Regions from separate parts of the Mus musculus genome. Here region 1 is linked to region 2. Evidence: chromatin loops called from intact Hi-C (ENCODE). Cell type or tissue: left cerebral cortex. All regions are shown on one strand.

Region 1 (8,000 bases), 76 kb after region 2:
CTTACAGGTCCAGAGGCTCAGTTCATTATCATCAAGGCGGGAACATGGCAGTGCCCAGGTAGGTATGATATAGGAAGAGCTGAGTGTTCTACATCTTTCAGAAGGCAAACAAAAGACTGGCTTCCAAGGAGCTAAGATGAGGGTCTTAAAGCCCATGCCCACAATGACACACTTCAATCAACAAGGCCACACCTACTCCAACAGGCCATACCTCCTAATAGAGTTGCTCCCTGGGCCAAGCATATTCAAATCAACACAATTACCCATCCAGAGGTCATTTCTAATAGTGTCAAAGCTCCTGGAAAAACATAGCTGCTCTCAGACCTTAAAGAGCCTTCTGAGGAGTTCTGGGATGCACCAGTTCAGAGTGTTAGTCTAGAACATCCTTCCCCCAACCTTGCCTGCACAGAGAAAACTCCCAGACCCACTTAGAGAAAACTTCTCCAGACTAACATGTCATCTCTCCAAGTTCCTGCCACCTACCCAAGAGTGCCCGCCCAGGGGCTCAGGTTTTGACCATGTATGGACATAATCCGAGTTCCTAACTGACAAATCACCACCCCTTACCTAAACGCTATAAAATCTGATTGCTTTAGCCTGGATGTGTGACTTCACTGACCTCTATCTGTCAGATTGGTGAGCCCACCAATGGATGGTCGAAGTTCCTATAAATTACTTGGTGTCCTAGTTACTTTTCCTGTTGCTCTAATAAACACTATGCTTAAATGAGAATGTCCCCCATAGACTTATGTATTTAAAGATTTATTTATTTGTTTGTTTATTTTATACCAGTACACTGTAGCTGTCTTCAGACACACCAGAAGAGGTCATTGGATCTCATTACAGATGGTTGTGAGCCACCATGTGATTGCTGGGAATTGAACTCAGGACCTCTGGAAGAACAGCCAGTGCTCTTAACCGCTGAGCCATCTCTCCAGTCCCGACTTACGTATTTAAACCCTTGGTCCCCAATTAGTAGCACTGTTTGGGGAGGTCTAGGAGGTATGGCCTTGCTAGAAGAAGTATGTCATTGAGACAAGCTTTGAGACTTTAGAAATTTGTGCCACTTCTAGTTCTCTCTCTCTCTCTCTCTCTCTCTCTCCCTCTCTCTCTCTCTCTCTTTGTGCTTCATGCTTAAGGTAAAAGATGTGAGCTCTCAGATTGCTGCTGCTCTATCCACCATGCTTGCCTGCCACCATGCCTCCCCACAATGATACTGATAACTTCTAGTTTGTGTGTGCGGTTTTTGTTTGTTTGTTTTTTATTTTTTGAGACAGGGTTTCTCTGTATAGCCCTGGCTGTCTTGGAACTCACTTTGTAGATCAGGCTGGCCTCAAACTCAGATATCCACCTGCCTCTGCCTCCCGAGTGCTGGGATTAAAGGCGTGCACCACCATGCCTGGCTACTGGTAACTTCTTATTCCTCTGGTACCATAAGCCCAAATAAACCCTTTACTTTGATCATGGTAGTTTATCACAGCAGTAAAGTGACTAATACTTATCATAATTAAAAGCAACTTGGGTTTAGAAATGGAGTATTTGGCTTACAGCTTACAGCTTACAGTTCATCATTAAGGGAAGAATTCAAGGTAGAAACTGAAGCAGAGACTATGAAGAAATGAGCACTGCTTACTGCCTTGCTCATCTCGCAGTCTTACACAGCCCAGCACCACTTGTTCAGAGGTGGCACCACCCAGAGTGGCTGTGCCCTCTCACATCAATAATTAATCAAGGAAAAGCCCCCACAGACCTTCCTACAGGCCAATAGAATGGAGTCCATTCTTCAGTTATGGTCTCCTCTTCTTAGTTGACTCTAGTTTGTATCAAGTTGAGAAAAACTAGTCATCTCATTTGTGTAATGATAAAATCCAAGATTCCCTACACTGTGTCCTAATACGTCTGTGGCATTATGTGTACCAATTTTGATACTGACTTTTTTTTTTTTTTTTTTTTGGTTTTTCGAGACAGGATTTCTCTGTATAGCCCTGACTGTCCTGAAACTCACTCTGTAGACCAGGCTGGCCTCAAACTCAGAGATCCACCTGCCTCTGCCTCCTGAGTGCTGGGATTAAAGGCCTGCGCCACCACGCCCAGCTTTGTTACTGACTTTGGAACAAAGCCATTTCTTGCCATTTGGATATGATTTATATAGTCTGTGATGGTTTGTACATGCTTGGCCCAGGGAGTGGCATTATTAGAAGGTGTGGCCCTGTTGGAGTAGGTGTGTCACTGTGGGTTTGGGCTACTCCTAGCTGCCTGGAAGCCAGTATTCTGCTAGCAGCCTTCAGATGAAGATGTAAAACTCTCAGCTCCTCCTATACAATGCCTGTCTGGATGCTGCCCTGCTCCTGCTTTGATGATAGTGGACTGAACCTCTGAACCTGAAAGCCAGCCCCAACTAAATGTTGTCTTTTATAAGACTTGCATTGGTCGTGGTATCTGTTCATAGCAGCAAAACCCTAAGACATAGTCTTTATATATTAAGAGTTTTCATAGCTCGTCACATAAGTGAATTTTCTTCTGAGTAAATGGCTAAGCCTCAGCCTTAACTACTAAGAATTTTCAGGGCAGTCTGTTTTCTCTGAACACTGAATCTATGAACCTCTGGGATGACTTGTGGAAGTTGAAGCAGCATCTCCCAGGTCGTCACTCAAATGAGAGCTGCTCCCAGAAGATCACCTGCAGGTCAGCCTCCAGCAGCAGCTGCACTACCTGCAGTTGGCTCACTTGCTTCTGCACCCTGGCAGCCAGGCCTGGTAGCCCAGATGGCATCCACTGCAGTTGGTGTGACCATGGGCTCTGTAGTACGGAACACCCTGGATCACGCCATCGCCGGGGCCTTCAGCAGAGGTGGCAGTGCTGAGCCTGAAAAGCCTGACATCACTTAACCAGGAGCTTCAGGGGGATCAGCTGCCAGACCAGCAGTTTGTGGGTCCTGATCTCTTGAGATCAAGCAGTTTCTAGGGCATTCCCAGCACTAGAATGACTTCAAGCTCTGTGCCAGCTTCAACTAAGTGCGTGGCAGAGCAGAATTGGAAATGGTTGAATCTAATTAAGAAATACAAACTGAAGAAATGTAATTGGCTCTATATAATTGCTAGTGCAAATGGGGACCTAGATTTCTAAAAGCTCCATTCTTTCAGAATGACCACAAAAAGAGTTATAATTGTCGATGTTCACTGAGGCTTGTAGGGTGGTTAATGGGCAAGTGTTTGACCTCTTTGAACTAACTGTATTGTGTTTTGTGAATTAATAAGAATAAATTGGTTTTATTCTGGAGTTGGGGTGGGGAAGAGTTTTCAGGGCTGGAGAGATGGCTCAGTGGTTAACAGCACTGGCTGCTTTTCCAGAGGACCTGGGTTTGAGGCCCTCTTCTGGCCTCTGTGAACATATGGTCATGCTACCAACATCCAGGCAAAACATTTATGCACATAAAATTAATTTTTTAATATCTAATAATGCTAGGAAGGATGACTCGTGTTTTTAATCTCAGACCCAAGAGGCAGAAACAAGTAGGTCTCTGCAAGTTGGAGGCCAGTCTGACTTATATTCAGAGTTCTAAGCTAGCCAGGGTTACACAGTGAGGCTCTCAAAACCCACAAGACACAATGAGACAAGAAAAAAAATGAAATGAATTTATTTGTTTATTTATTTAATTATTTATTATTTTGAGTTTTCAAGACAGGGTTTCTTTGTGTCGTCCTAGCTGTCCTAGAACTTATGTTTAGACCAGGCTAGCCACAAACTCAGAAATCTACCTGCCTCTGCCTCCTGAGTGCTGGGATTAAAGGCATGCACCACCACTGCCCAGACAGACTACCAACACAGCTAATTTAAAAAATATCTTATTTTTTTATGTCCTACTATTCACTCTTAAGAAATACTGTGGCTGGGTAGTAGTGGTGCATGCCTTTAATCCCAGCACTTGGGAGGCAGAGACAGGTGTATTTCTGAGTTTGAGGCCAGCCTGGTCTACAAAGTGAGTTCCAGAACAGCCAGGGCTATACAGAGAAACCCTGTCTTGAAAAACAAAAAAACAAACAAACAAAAAAATTAAAAAGAAAGAAAGAAAGAAAAAAGAAATACTGTGAAAGGGGAAAAAAATAAATCAGGTGAAGGCAAGGTAAAATCACATATGTAAAAGAATATGACCTGGGCATGGTGGCAGAATCCCAAGACTTGGGAGGCAGAGGCCCACAGATCTTTGAGTTCAAGGCCAGCCTGGTCTATATCACCCAGTTCCAGATCACCCAGGGCTACACAGTGAGACCTTGTCTCAAACAAACATATAAGCAAAAAGAACAAGCTGGTCTGAGGATGTGGCTCAGTTAGTAGACTGTCCAGCATGCATGAAGGCCTGAACACACCGGAGGCTCACACTGGCAATCCCAGCACTTAGGAGGTAGAGGTGACAGAATCAGGGGTTCAAGGTCATCATCTGCTACATAAAAAGAGCTGGAGGCTAGCCTGGGGTATCTGAGACCTTGGCACAGTGGTTTGTTTTTGTTTTTAGAAATAGGGTTTCTCTGTGTAGCTCTAGCCCTGGCTGTCCTGGAACTTGCTCTGTAGATCAGGCTAGCCTGGAACTTAAAGACCCATTTTTCTCTGCCTTCCAATTGCTGGGTCTTAAAAAAAAAAAAATAGCCGGGCGTGGTAGCCCACGCCTTTTAATCCCAGCACTCGGGAGGCAGAGGCAGGCAGATTTCTGAGTTCGAGGCCAGCTTGGTCTACAAAGTAAGTTCCAGGACAGCCAGGGCTATATAGAGAAACCCTGTCTCGAAAAACCAAAAAAACAAAACAGAGAAGTGAAAGTTGCTTTTTCTTCCAGAAGCTACTCAGGAAGCCCATGTAGCATTCAGCCTGAACTTCCGTGCTGTGCTGTTTCCTTCTCTCTGGCCTGGAGTTCTTTCTTCCTGGCTTATGACCTTGGCATTATACAGAGGAGCTCAGCGTATAGGAGCTCAGCTCAGCGTGGAGAATGCTAGCCCTTTCCGGTTTCTCTGACCTTTTCAGATGATGTGATGGCGGGGATGACGCAGAAGGGCCTGGTTCTGGGTGATTTGTAAGAAGCACTAGATACCAGTTTATTCATTCCTTGCGAGGTGAATGCTAATGCGCAGAGTCGTCCGCCAGGCCTTTTCATTAGGGCATTTTCCTCTGTAATAGTAGGTGGTGTGGGGGAGGGGATTCTGAGGTCGCGAAATATTCTGCTCATCAACCCCCCTCTCGCTAATTTTCACATCAATAGTTGACTCTTGCTTTGTTGTTTTGACAAGCATTTTCTCAGTAGCCCATGGAGTGCTGGGATTAAAGGCATGATGCCCCACACCTGTCTGCCCACTCCTGACTCTAACTGGAATCAATCAGTAACTGTTGTCTTAGGGTTTCTATTGCTGCAAATAGACACCACGACCATGGTAACTCTTAAGAGTTATATTGGGGGGCTGGTGAGATGGCTCAGTGGGTAAGAGCACCCGACTGCTCTTCTGAAGGTCCAGAGTTCAAATCTCAGCAACCACATGGTGGCTCACAACCATCCATAACAAGATCTGACTCCCTCTTCTGGTGTGTCTGAAGACAGCTACGGTGTACTTACATATAATAATAAATAAATCTTTAAAAAAAAAAGAGTTATATTGGGAATGGCTTACAGATTCAGAGGTTTAGTCTGTTATTGTCATGGTGGCCCACAAACAGACACGATGCTGGAGAGTTCTACATCTGGATGGGCAGGAAGTAGGTCTTCCTGTGACAGTGAGTCACCGACCCTGGGCTTGAGCTTCTGGGACCTCAGAAGCCTGGCCCCTAATGACACACTTCCTTCAACAAGGCCACACCCACTCCAACAAGACCAAACCCACTAACAGTGCTACTCCCTATGGGCACTGTGGGGTCATTTTTATTCAAACCACAACTGTGGTGGTTGATGAATTGTCATTTCATATTCATATTGCCTCTAACATGGCCAGTGTAGACCTTCGAGTCTGATCCTTTGTTCTTTTGACCAGTCCCTGTTATTTCTGAAGCCCTTCTTTATTTCTTGGCACATCACAGGCTCTCAGCTTACCATACATCTCTCTGCACATCTTCCTGTGTCTGGAACTCTCCCAGAATTCTCTCTGCCTACCAGATGTCCCACCTTCTATTCCACCCTTTCCTATAGGCCATAGGTCTTTTTAAATTGACAGGTGATACAGGATTTCTGAGTCCGAGGCCAGCCTGGTATACAAAGTGAGTTCCAGGACAGCCAGAGCTACACAGAGAAACCTTGTCTCCAAAAAGCAAAGCAAAACAAACAAAAAATTTCTCTCTACAAAGGCTCTAACTCCAGCTCCAGGGACTCTGATGCCCTCTTCTAGCCTCTGTAGCACCTGTACTATCTACAAATCCATACACAGAAACATACATACATTGACTTAAAAAATAAAAAGCCCACATATCCTACAAGGGTTGCTTTTGCTCATCAGAGGATTCTCAGCGCATGTATAGAAAATGTTCCATAAATACCGTCTGAACGATTAACAAGCACACGTCAAGAGATAGTGGAGATATCACTGCAATTCCAAGTTCAAGGATCACCACAAAGCAGTTTCGGTCTCCACATTTCTCTGTCGGAGCCACTTATCACATGACTGACTCAGCTTAAAATAGATGTCTTTGCCCTGCAGTTTACTGATATGGGATTAGAACTAGGCTAAAATGACTTGTTAGTGTCCCTTTTTATATTTAAAATTCATGTGACTAAACAAAGCACTTGTGCGTGTGTGTGTGTGCGCGCACACACACACACACACACACACACACAAGTGTACAGGTCAGTGGAAAATTTGTAGTAGCTGGCTCTCTCCTTCCACCACATGGCTCTGGCGATCAAACTCTGGCCACCAGACTTCTTTACTCAGTGAGCCATCTCTCCAGTTCCAGTGTTCCCTTTTCAAGGTGCTGCGTTTTCTAAGTGGTTAGAGAGTGAATTTTGTAACTGCGACTGTTTTTACCATGACAGTACTAACCTCCGTATAGTCCGAGGCTCCCCTCCTGCCATTGGGAAGTTCCATGAACCCAGCATTTCCCCTTAGTGCCTTCTGCAGCAGAGGCATTGGCTGCTGTCTTCAGTTATAGTCTCTGTAGCCTCTGAAGTCTTGGCCCGAGCCCTCCAGTGTCTATTTAACCAATTCCCTTATGAAACATTTTGCTTATAACTAGCATGGTATACTTACTGTAAAGGAATTAGATAATTCAAAATGTACAGTTAAGCAGGGCACTTTCATGTTTTGTCTGGAAAAAAAATAATCAGGATTACAGTCAAGGTCAACCAAACACATTCTTCAACATTGTCATTGGGTTGGTGAGCCCTCGGCTGATCTTCCTCAAACTGTCTTCAGATTTCTTGTTTGGTTTTGTTTTTGTTTTTCGAGGCAGGGTTTCTCTGTATAGCCCTGGCTGTCCTGGAACTCACTTTGTAGACCAGGCTGGCCTCGAACTCAGAAATCCGCCTGTCTCTGCCTCCTGAGTGCTGGGATTAAAGGCGTGCGCCACCACCACCCAGCTGTCTGCAGATTTCTAGAGAGCAGTCGTGCTGTGAGCTCTGAACATGACTTGGTAATAAGGGTTCCTGCAGACGGTTCAGGGGGTAAAAACATTTTGCCAGAAAGTTTGAATTTGCTATGTGGAACCCACATAAAGGTGGAGAGCTTGCTATCCAGATCCCACATCAAGGAAGAGAGAACCAGTTCAATAAAGTTGTCCTCTGCCCTCCACACACACGCAACCTTTGCACACACAATAATACTTTTCGAAAAGGAAAGAACTAGCCAGGAGGTGATGGTGCTCACCTTTAATTCCAGCACTCAGGAGGCAGAAGCAGGCCGATGTCTATGAGTTGGAGGCCAGCCTGGTGTACAGAGAGTTCCAGGACAGCCAGGGCTACACAGAGAAGCCCTGTCTTTTTTCTTTTTTTAAAGTATTTACTTATTTATTCATTTATTTATTATTATATGTAA
Region 2 (8,000 bases):
AAGGTTTACCACTCTTCTGTTGGCTTGCTAAGAATAAAGGAATGATAAGAATACTAGCTATAGCTGGGCAGCAGAAGCACGTGCCTTTAATCCCGGCACTCTAGAGATGCTGAGTTCAAGGTCAGCTTGGTCTATAGAGTGAGTTCTAGGACAGCCAGGACTATACAGAGAAACCCTGCTCAAAAAACAAACAACAACAAAGAACAAACACCCTCATCCACTAGTGGTAGTGACCATATATATATAGTCATATATATATATATATATATATATATATATATATATATATATATATATCCTGTGTATCAGATATTTACATTATAAATCATAACAGTAGCAAAATTACAGTTATAAAGTAGCAATGAAATAATTGTACAGTTGAGGGTAGCCACAACACGAGGAAATGTACTGAAGTGCCATAGCATTAGGAAGGTTGAGAAACTTTGCCCTAACAAGTACTCAGTAAATGAATTAGTGAATATCCTTTCCCACCTTCCATTGCCACATAAAACTTAGAAACAAATCCACACTGCAGATAAAAGAGGGTTACAGCTAAGAGGAAAAAAGGATTCATTTTCTATGGTCACTAAGATTCCCCCCCACCCCCACCTCTTTTTTTTAATCACAAGAAAAAATGTAAAAATGGGATAAAAAAATCTTACAGAAGATATATTTTCAATAAAAGTCTAGCTAGGTAGTGGTGGCACACACCTTCGATCCCAACACTTGGGAGAAAGAGACCAGTGGATCTCTGAGCTTAAGACCAGCCTGGTCTACAGAACAAGTTCCAGGACAGGTAGGGCTACACAGAGAAACCCTGACTCAAAAAACTAAACAAAGAAATAAAAGAAAGATTTCAATGGCTGGTGAGAGACAGAGGGTAAAGGTGCTGCCACCAAGCCTGTCATCCTAGATTCAGTCCTTAGAACACATACAGTGGAAGGAGGGAGCAAGTTACCCTCCGACTTCCACACGCATACACCCACACATAAACACACCAAATAAATAAGCACACGTCATACATGAAAATCTTCAGATTCTAATAGGATAAAGCATGACACCAAAGAAAAATTTTACATAGCATTTAACGATGTGAAAATTTAAATATCTAGTAAAGTAGAAAATAAAATTTAAGAATTTTATTGATAGCTTAATGGTTGGTAGCACTTGCTGTTCTTGCACAGGACCCAGGTTCTCTTCCCAGTATCCACATCAGGCAGCTTACAACCATTTGTAAGCCCAGTTCCAGGGGCCTGGAGCCTCTTCTGGCCTCCCTGGGTACAGCATACAAATACACGCAGCCACAACATTCATACACATAAAAAAGAAATAAATAAAATCTGTAAGAAAAATAAATAAATAAACCCAAAGGGGGTAAATATTTACAATAGATAGAAACAGGAAATTGAAATAAAAGAATTTTCAAACGTGCCATCTTACTTTGTGCATATTGGCACTAGCCATGTGATAGGCTAGGAAGTTGTACCAATACATGCAGTCCTCCTGGTCTGGAGACAGCGTGTGGGGCTGGTAATACCTCTGAAACTGAGTGACCATCTTCCTGTGCAGATCCTGAAACCCACATCAAGCACATCAGAGGACGCAAACAATACGATAACCTGAGCAGTAGAGGATCTCCCACTTCCACAGCTATGACGAAAATCTCGCCCACAAGCTGCTTACAAAAGGGAGAGAGAGTGGAGAATCATGTAAGCACCCCTTTAATCAAATAATCAACATCTACATTACCCAACCTCACTCCCTGATGAGGAGGGCATAAAGGCACAGCATCACTTCTGAATAGTTCTTTAAAACGTGTGTGTGTGTGTGTGTGTGTGTGTGTGTGTGTGTGTGTGTGTGTGTGTGTTAGTGTACATAGAATGTAGTATCCAAAGGGGCCAGAAGAGACTGTCAGATCCTCTGAAACTGGAAATACAGGCAGTTGTGAGCTACCTAACATGGGTGCTCTCAGTGCCATCTCTCCAGCCCCTGCCAAAGAGGCACAACCTCAGGCCACTCAGAAGACAGCAGACAAAGTCAAGTTAGGGAACTGAGTTTAAACTAACTGGTTAGCGCTCTTCCAAACCACCGCAGCTGGGCTGGAGACGGAGCCCAGAGTAAAGCACTTGCCTGCTATGCACCAGGCCTTAGGTTTCATTCGCATTAAAGACAAGCACTGATTAGGGAGATGACAATTAGGGACATCAGATGCTGCCATTATCAGATGGGATCCTGAATTGGATCTGGACCGTTGAAGGAACATTGGTAGAGACGTTGGTAAAATCCAAATAAACTTGTGAATTATTAGCTAATAATAGTACATCAATGGTAATTTTCTAATTTTGACAACTGTATTATAGTTATGTAAGATGTTAGCAATAAGGGAAACAAGGGAACAGTTTACACAATCTGCAATATCGTTTGTATGTCTTTTTTTGGTTTGGTTTGTTTTTTGGGTTTTTTTTTTTTTTTTTTTTTTTTTGGTTTTTTTGAGACAGGGTTTCTCTGTGTGGCCCTGGTTGTCCTGGAACTCACTCTGTAGACCAGGCAGGCTGGCCTCGAACTCAGAAATCCGCCTGCCTCTGCCTCCCAAGTGCTAGGATTAAAGGCGTGCACCACCACGCCCAGCCGGAATGTCTTTATATAGCAAGTCTAAAACTGTTTCAAAACCAAAAGTTCAAGCACAAGTGGCATTTCAGTACCTGAAGCTGACTGCGATTCTTCTCTGTAAGAAAATCTACTTGAAGATCATGTAAATAATAACAAAATGACTTTCCATTCCGATTACAGAATAAGAGAGACTTATTAACGAACTCCTGCAGGATGTCTTCAACTTCTTCCGTTTCCAAGTCCCAGAGAACGCACAACACCTAGCATTTAGCAGACCATAAAAGGACAATGAGCAGTAAGTATGGGAAACAGAGTATTTTGATCAATACACTATTTCCTTGATATCTCTGGCTTAAGAGACTCAATTAGTTTCCAAGATAAAATGAAAAACCGGGTGCTTCTCTACCTTCCCTAGAACCACTGAGAAGTAAGAAACAGGCTCAGCACAGAGCCTTTGATGGAGACTAACAGCAGGGACTTTGGTACCCTCACCTCTCATGTCAGTCCAACTACCAAAGTGCACATGCCATAAGGACCCAGTGATAAGGAGGGCGGGTTGTCCATTACCTTTGTAGGTACCTTGACGTCCTTCTGAAGGATGGAAAGGTCTGTGTAATAGTCTTTGATGTCTTCTCTGAGCATTTCAACACTTATCGACATGGCTTCATCTAGAGCCTCATAATCATAAGATGAAGACTTCCTTATTCTCTTAAACTGCTTATTCTGAAGCTGTCTGAGGTAGTATGCCCAGCGATTGGGAAAATCACGTAAAAGCGCACCAATTAAAGACACTACAAGAGGAGAACCTGGGGGGGGGAGGTGGGGAGGTGATTACATTAATACCATCTTAGTTAAAAATCACCACTAAACAATTTTATTTCATCGTTTTAAATCTCTCTCTCTCCCTACGTGCTCCAAGTGTGTGTGTATGGAGGGCGGTTAATGTGGGTATGTGGAGGACATGAGTGTGTGGGGAGGTGGATGGAGGTGTGGGTGGGTGGGGTATGGGGGTATGAGTGTATGAAGGTCAGAGGACAATTTGTCAGCTCTGTCATTTCATGCAAGCCTGGATGAAACTCAGGCTGTCAGGCTTGGCAGCAAGCATCTTTACCCAACTAAGCCATCTCACCAGCACAGGAAACGATTTTCAATGCAAGTTACCCAAGACCTATGGGTATTTATAGCCCCTGATTTACCTTACTTCAAGATTTCAAGGTCTGTCTTTTAAGAATATCGTGAGAAATAAGGCAGCTTTCACTCGCAGATACTCATTACAATACCATTGGCTCAGTTTTTTTGCATTATTCTTCTTGTCCAATACCCTTGCTACATGGCTGCCAGTCCTGCCTATGCAGTGGCGTCCAGAGGGAACTGCAGAGGCTGAACACACGGGAGAGCTTCTGCAGGCTGGCACACAGAAGGCAGCACAGAAGCTCTCCCCTCTGTCCTGAGCTCATCGCTATACCTCCTGTCTGTATGTCTGTATTATCCTCTAGAGGGCAGTAAATGTGTTTCCCTGATTCCTGTAAACTGCTCAAACAAATTAAACAAGCTGAGTCAGAAGCATGGGTTATAAACAACCTGTTAACTGACAAGTTGGAAGCAGAGAGAGGTCGTCATGGGAGCTGATCTTTCAACCTGTAGGATGGTCACGTTTTCCATGTAAACCATTTAAGAATTAAGGGGACGTGCAGTTGGTAAACATGCAGAGTTGATTACTCACATGCTGTCTGGTAAATATATCTACACAGGTGGTGTCCGAGCGATCTGTGCTGTCAAAGTCTAGTAAGAGACACTAAGGCTGAGATTGTGTTTTCTTGTTTCCCTCATCCTCAGAACAAGTAAAACTTTGATTTCACATCAAAGTGTTAGAGGGTAACAGTATCTACTTACCACACTGAAATTTTAATTGTATAAGAGTCCAAACCAAGTAATTTTATATGATGTTCAGGATATTTTCCACTGTTTGGCAGCACAGGTCTTAACCTTATTTCACCTTTCTCATTAACATAGTCTTTAACATATGGTGGGTACATGCAACGGTGTTTGAAGAATTAATAAATACCAAGTGTAGTCACTTAAGGTATCAAAAGTACCTAACCATTAAATACCACAAAGCAGGTTCCAGTGTTGATGTGCTAAGTTATCGTAGTCATCAGCCTGCTTTACACCAGAGCGTCAGCATTCCCACAACACCCCAGACCCAGGCAGCACTACCTTTGCATTCCTTTATAATACTGTGAGCCTCCGCTGGCAGATCTTCTTTCTTCATGTTAACAAAAAGTGACAAGATCTCAAGTCCTTTCTCTCTCCCTAGACCACTCTCCACAGGGACAACATGCTTAGGACCTGAAGCAAAATCGTGGCACAAAGTAAGCAATTTGTCACGTCACGTATGTACATGTACTGGATGAAACAACGCCTTCTAGTTTAATAACTTCCCCATAGTGTTAAAAAGTAAATTGAAACTCTTTACCCGCCAGGCAGTGGTGGCGCATGACTTTAATCCCAGCACTTGGGAGGCAGAGGCAGGCAGATTTCTGAGTTCGAGGCCAGCCTGGGATACACAGAGAAACCCTGTCTCGAAAAACCAAGTTAAAAAAAAAAGACAGAAACTCCTTACCCATTACTGAATCTGTAACACTCTTATCTCTGGTTGTAAGAAGAATCTGACACTGATTGTCAAAAGCTTTTAACACCCAAGGATCCCAAACATCATCCAAGATCAACAGAGACCTAAGGTAAAAATAAATAAATAAATAAATAAATAGGACTAATGACACTTATTTTGCACTTCCTTTAAAAACCATCCTGAGACAAGAGTAAACTGGCAGACCAGAAGTTCCTTCCATGTATGGCCATGAACAAGAGTCAGGGTAGCAAAGGCGAGATTATAGTTTCAAGAGAAAAACAAAGGAAAAAATGAAGAACTGTGGTGGTTTGAATAACAATGGCTCCCATAGGTTCATGCATTTACATGCTTTGTCCCCAGTTGATGAACTGTCCGGAAAGAACCAGGAAGTATGGCCTTGTTGGAGAAGGTGTGTCACGAGTGGACTTTGAAGTTTCAAAAGCCCGTGCCAGGGCAAGTGTATGGTTCCCTGCCAGCTGCCTGTGGGTCAGGATGTAAAGCTCTCAGCTATTCTCTCAGTGCCACGCCTGCTTGCTTTCTGCCAGGATGATAATGGACAAACTGAAACTGTAACCAAGAATCCAATGAGATGCTTCCTTCTATAAGAGCTGCTTAGCCACGGTGTCTCTTCACAGCAGTAGAAGAGTAACGAAGACAGAAGTCAAGGTTGGCAACTATACAAAAAATAAATAAAGGTATGTATGCACATACATACACAAAATAAATTTAACTTAAAAAATAAAAATAATCCAGGCAGTGGTGGCACATGCCTTTAATCCCAGCTCTCGGGAGGCAGAGGCAGGAAGATTTCTGAGTTCGAGGCCAGCCTGATCTTCAAAGTGAGTTCCAGGACAGCCAGGGCTATACAGAGAAACCCTGTCTCAATAAATAAATAAATAAATAAATAAATAAATAAATAAATAAATAAAACAGGACTGGAAAGATGGCTCAGCAATTAAAAGAACTGGCCACTCTCACAGAGGATCAAGTTTGGCCCCGGAACTCATAGGGAAGCTAACAATAGCTAACTGTAATTCTAGTTCCAGGAAAATCAAGGCCCTCTTCTAGCTTCCATGGGCATTAAGCACACACATATTGCATATACAGGCAAAATACTAATACACACAAAACAAATAATTTTTCAAAAAAAGCCAAAAATAAATAAATAAATGAAAAATAAAAAAAACACAGAAGGCTAACACAGAGGGAAATAATAGGAAACAGTCCCCATCCAACACAGCTTCCTGGGCAGGAGAGGAAATAAGTCACACAGTAAGCCAGACAGTAAGCCTCTGGACAAGACTGGCAATCTCAAGCCTCAAGGGCAGCCTGAACACGGGCACGGGGACTTGGTGTAGCAGCGACACTCCGAGGCAGCCTAGCACTGAAGAAACTCATCCTCTCGCTCCCAGTAACGTGTGTGCTTATGTGCAGCGACCCTGCTGTACCCAGAAGGCCTGTGTTTGTGGTGTCCTTCATTAGTCCTCTGGCTCTTACAATCTCTCTGCTTCCTCTTCCACAGAGGTCCCCGAATCCTGAGGGGAAAGATTTGATGGACACATCCCATTTAGGACTGAGTGGTCCAAGGTCTCTCTCTGCACGGTGTCTCTGCACTATGAGTCTCTGATTTTGTTCCCAGCACCTACAGGAGGAAGTTTCTCTGATCATGGCTGAGCAAGACACTGATCTGTGAGTGTCACAGAAGGTCATTAGGAGTCACTTTTCTGCTATGCTCTTTTGGCAGAACAATGGTATTTGATTTTCCCCTAGGTCCCTATCTCGGGTTCTTGGCCACCTAAACAATGTCAGGAATGGGTCCCATGCTTTCTTTTATAAAAGTTGCCTAAAAGAGCTCCTAATAGAAACTTGGTTACAGTTTCAGACAGCTTGTCATTGTCATCATGGCAGGAAGCAAGCAGGCGTGGCATTGGGAGAGTAGCTGGGAGCTTTACATCCTGGTCCACAGGCCGCTGGCAGAGAACCATACACTTGCCCTGGCATAGGCTTTTGAAACCTTGGGGGTGAGACAGTGATTGCTACCACAGGCTTCGTGCCACCAGTATCCTGCAAGCAGGTCACCACTGTAGACCAAAGGGTTTGTAGCTGGGTTGCTCTCCTTTGTGGTGTGCTGATTTTCTTTCCATGGATGCTCTGCCAGTGAGCGGTGTGCTTTCGAGTGCTTCCCTGAGACAGTTATCCTTTCCCATCTGTGCAGGACTGCCTTAAGAATCCAGCCTGGTAGTGCTAATTAAGTCAGTTCGCTTGGAAAGAATTTACTTGCCTTTCATTTCTGAAGAACAGCGGTTCCAGGAACGTTCTTTTTTTTTTCTTTTTGTTTTTAAGACAGGGTCTCTCTATGTACCCTTGGCTGTCCTGGAACTTGCTCTGTACACCAGGCTGGCCTCCAACTCATTGAGATCCACCTGCACTCTGCTTCCCAAGTCCTGGGATTAAAGGCGTGCACCACCGTGCCCGGCTTCTTGTTGCTTTTTGAGATCAGTTTTGTCTTTTTTTATTTATTTATTTATTTATTTATTTAGTCTCACTTAGAACACTTTTTATTTATCTACTTACTTATGTGTATGTTTCCTTAAAATCATTATCTTTAATTCATCTTCAGAAATTTGTCAGTTTTGTTTTCTTCTATGTCTGTTGCTAAAAGACACGGTAACATGATGCTATACCAAGTATTTTCGTGGTTTGTGTGTGCCTAAGTTGGTATTTGTGCCAGATTATGCACATAAAAGTAAAAGGACAT

The links. A loop is a pair of places that touch in the nucleus more often than their neighbours do. Peaks named below come from ENCODE experiments on the same cell type or tissue, not always from the same donor. Only the 100,000 strongest peaks of a DNase experiment are listed, where the experiment ranks them.
Region 1: it touches region 2 in a loop (3-fold over the local background); 29 of 42 quality-filtered maps call a loop at or near these places.

Annotation. Positions count from the first base shown.
Region 1 is chr10:91,132,682-91,140,681 of GRCm38, forward strand. No RefSeq gene overlaps it. Among named protein-coding and RNA genes, the nearest start is that of Slc25a3, 13 kb to the left of the region's middle. In left cerebral cortex, no CTCF peak of the experiment used is centred here; DNase peaks (open chromatin) are centred at 3,082 and 4,896; H3K27ac peaks cover 222 bases.
Region 2 is chr10:91,056,871-91,064,870 of GRCm38, forward strand. Apaf1 (apoptotic peptidase activating factor 1) reads right to left here. Exons shown (of 27, transcript NM_009684.2): 6 at 5,234-5,346; 7 at 4,828-4,959; 8 at 3,178-3,416; 9 at 2,703-2,870; 10 at 1,441-1,572. Among named protein-coding and RNA genes, the nearest start is that of Apaf1, 22 kb to the right of the region's middle. In left cerebral cortex, CTCF peaks have their summits at 1,223 and 4,104 (motif pointing right); DNase peaks (open chromatin) are centred at 4,184 and 7,402.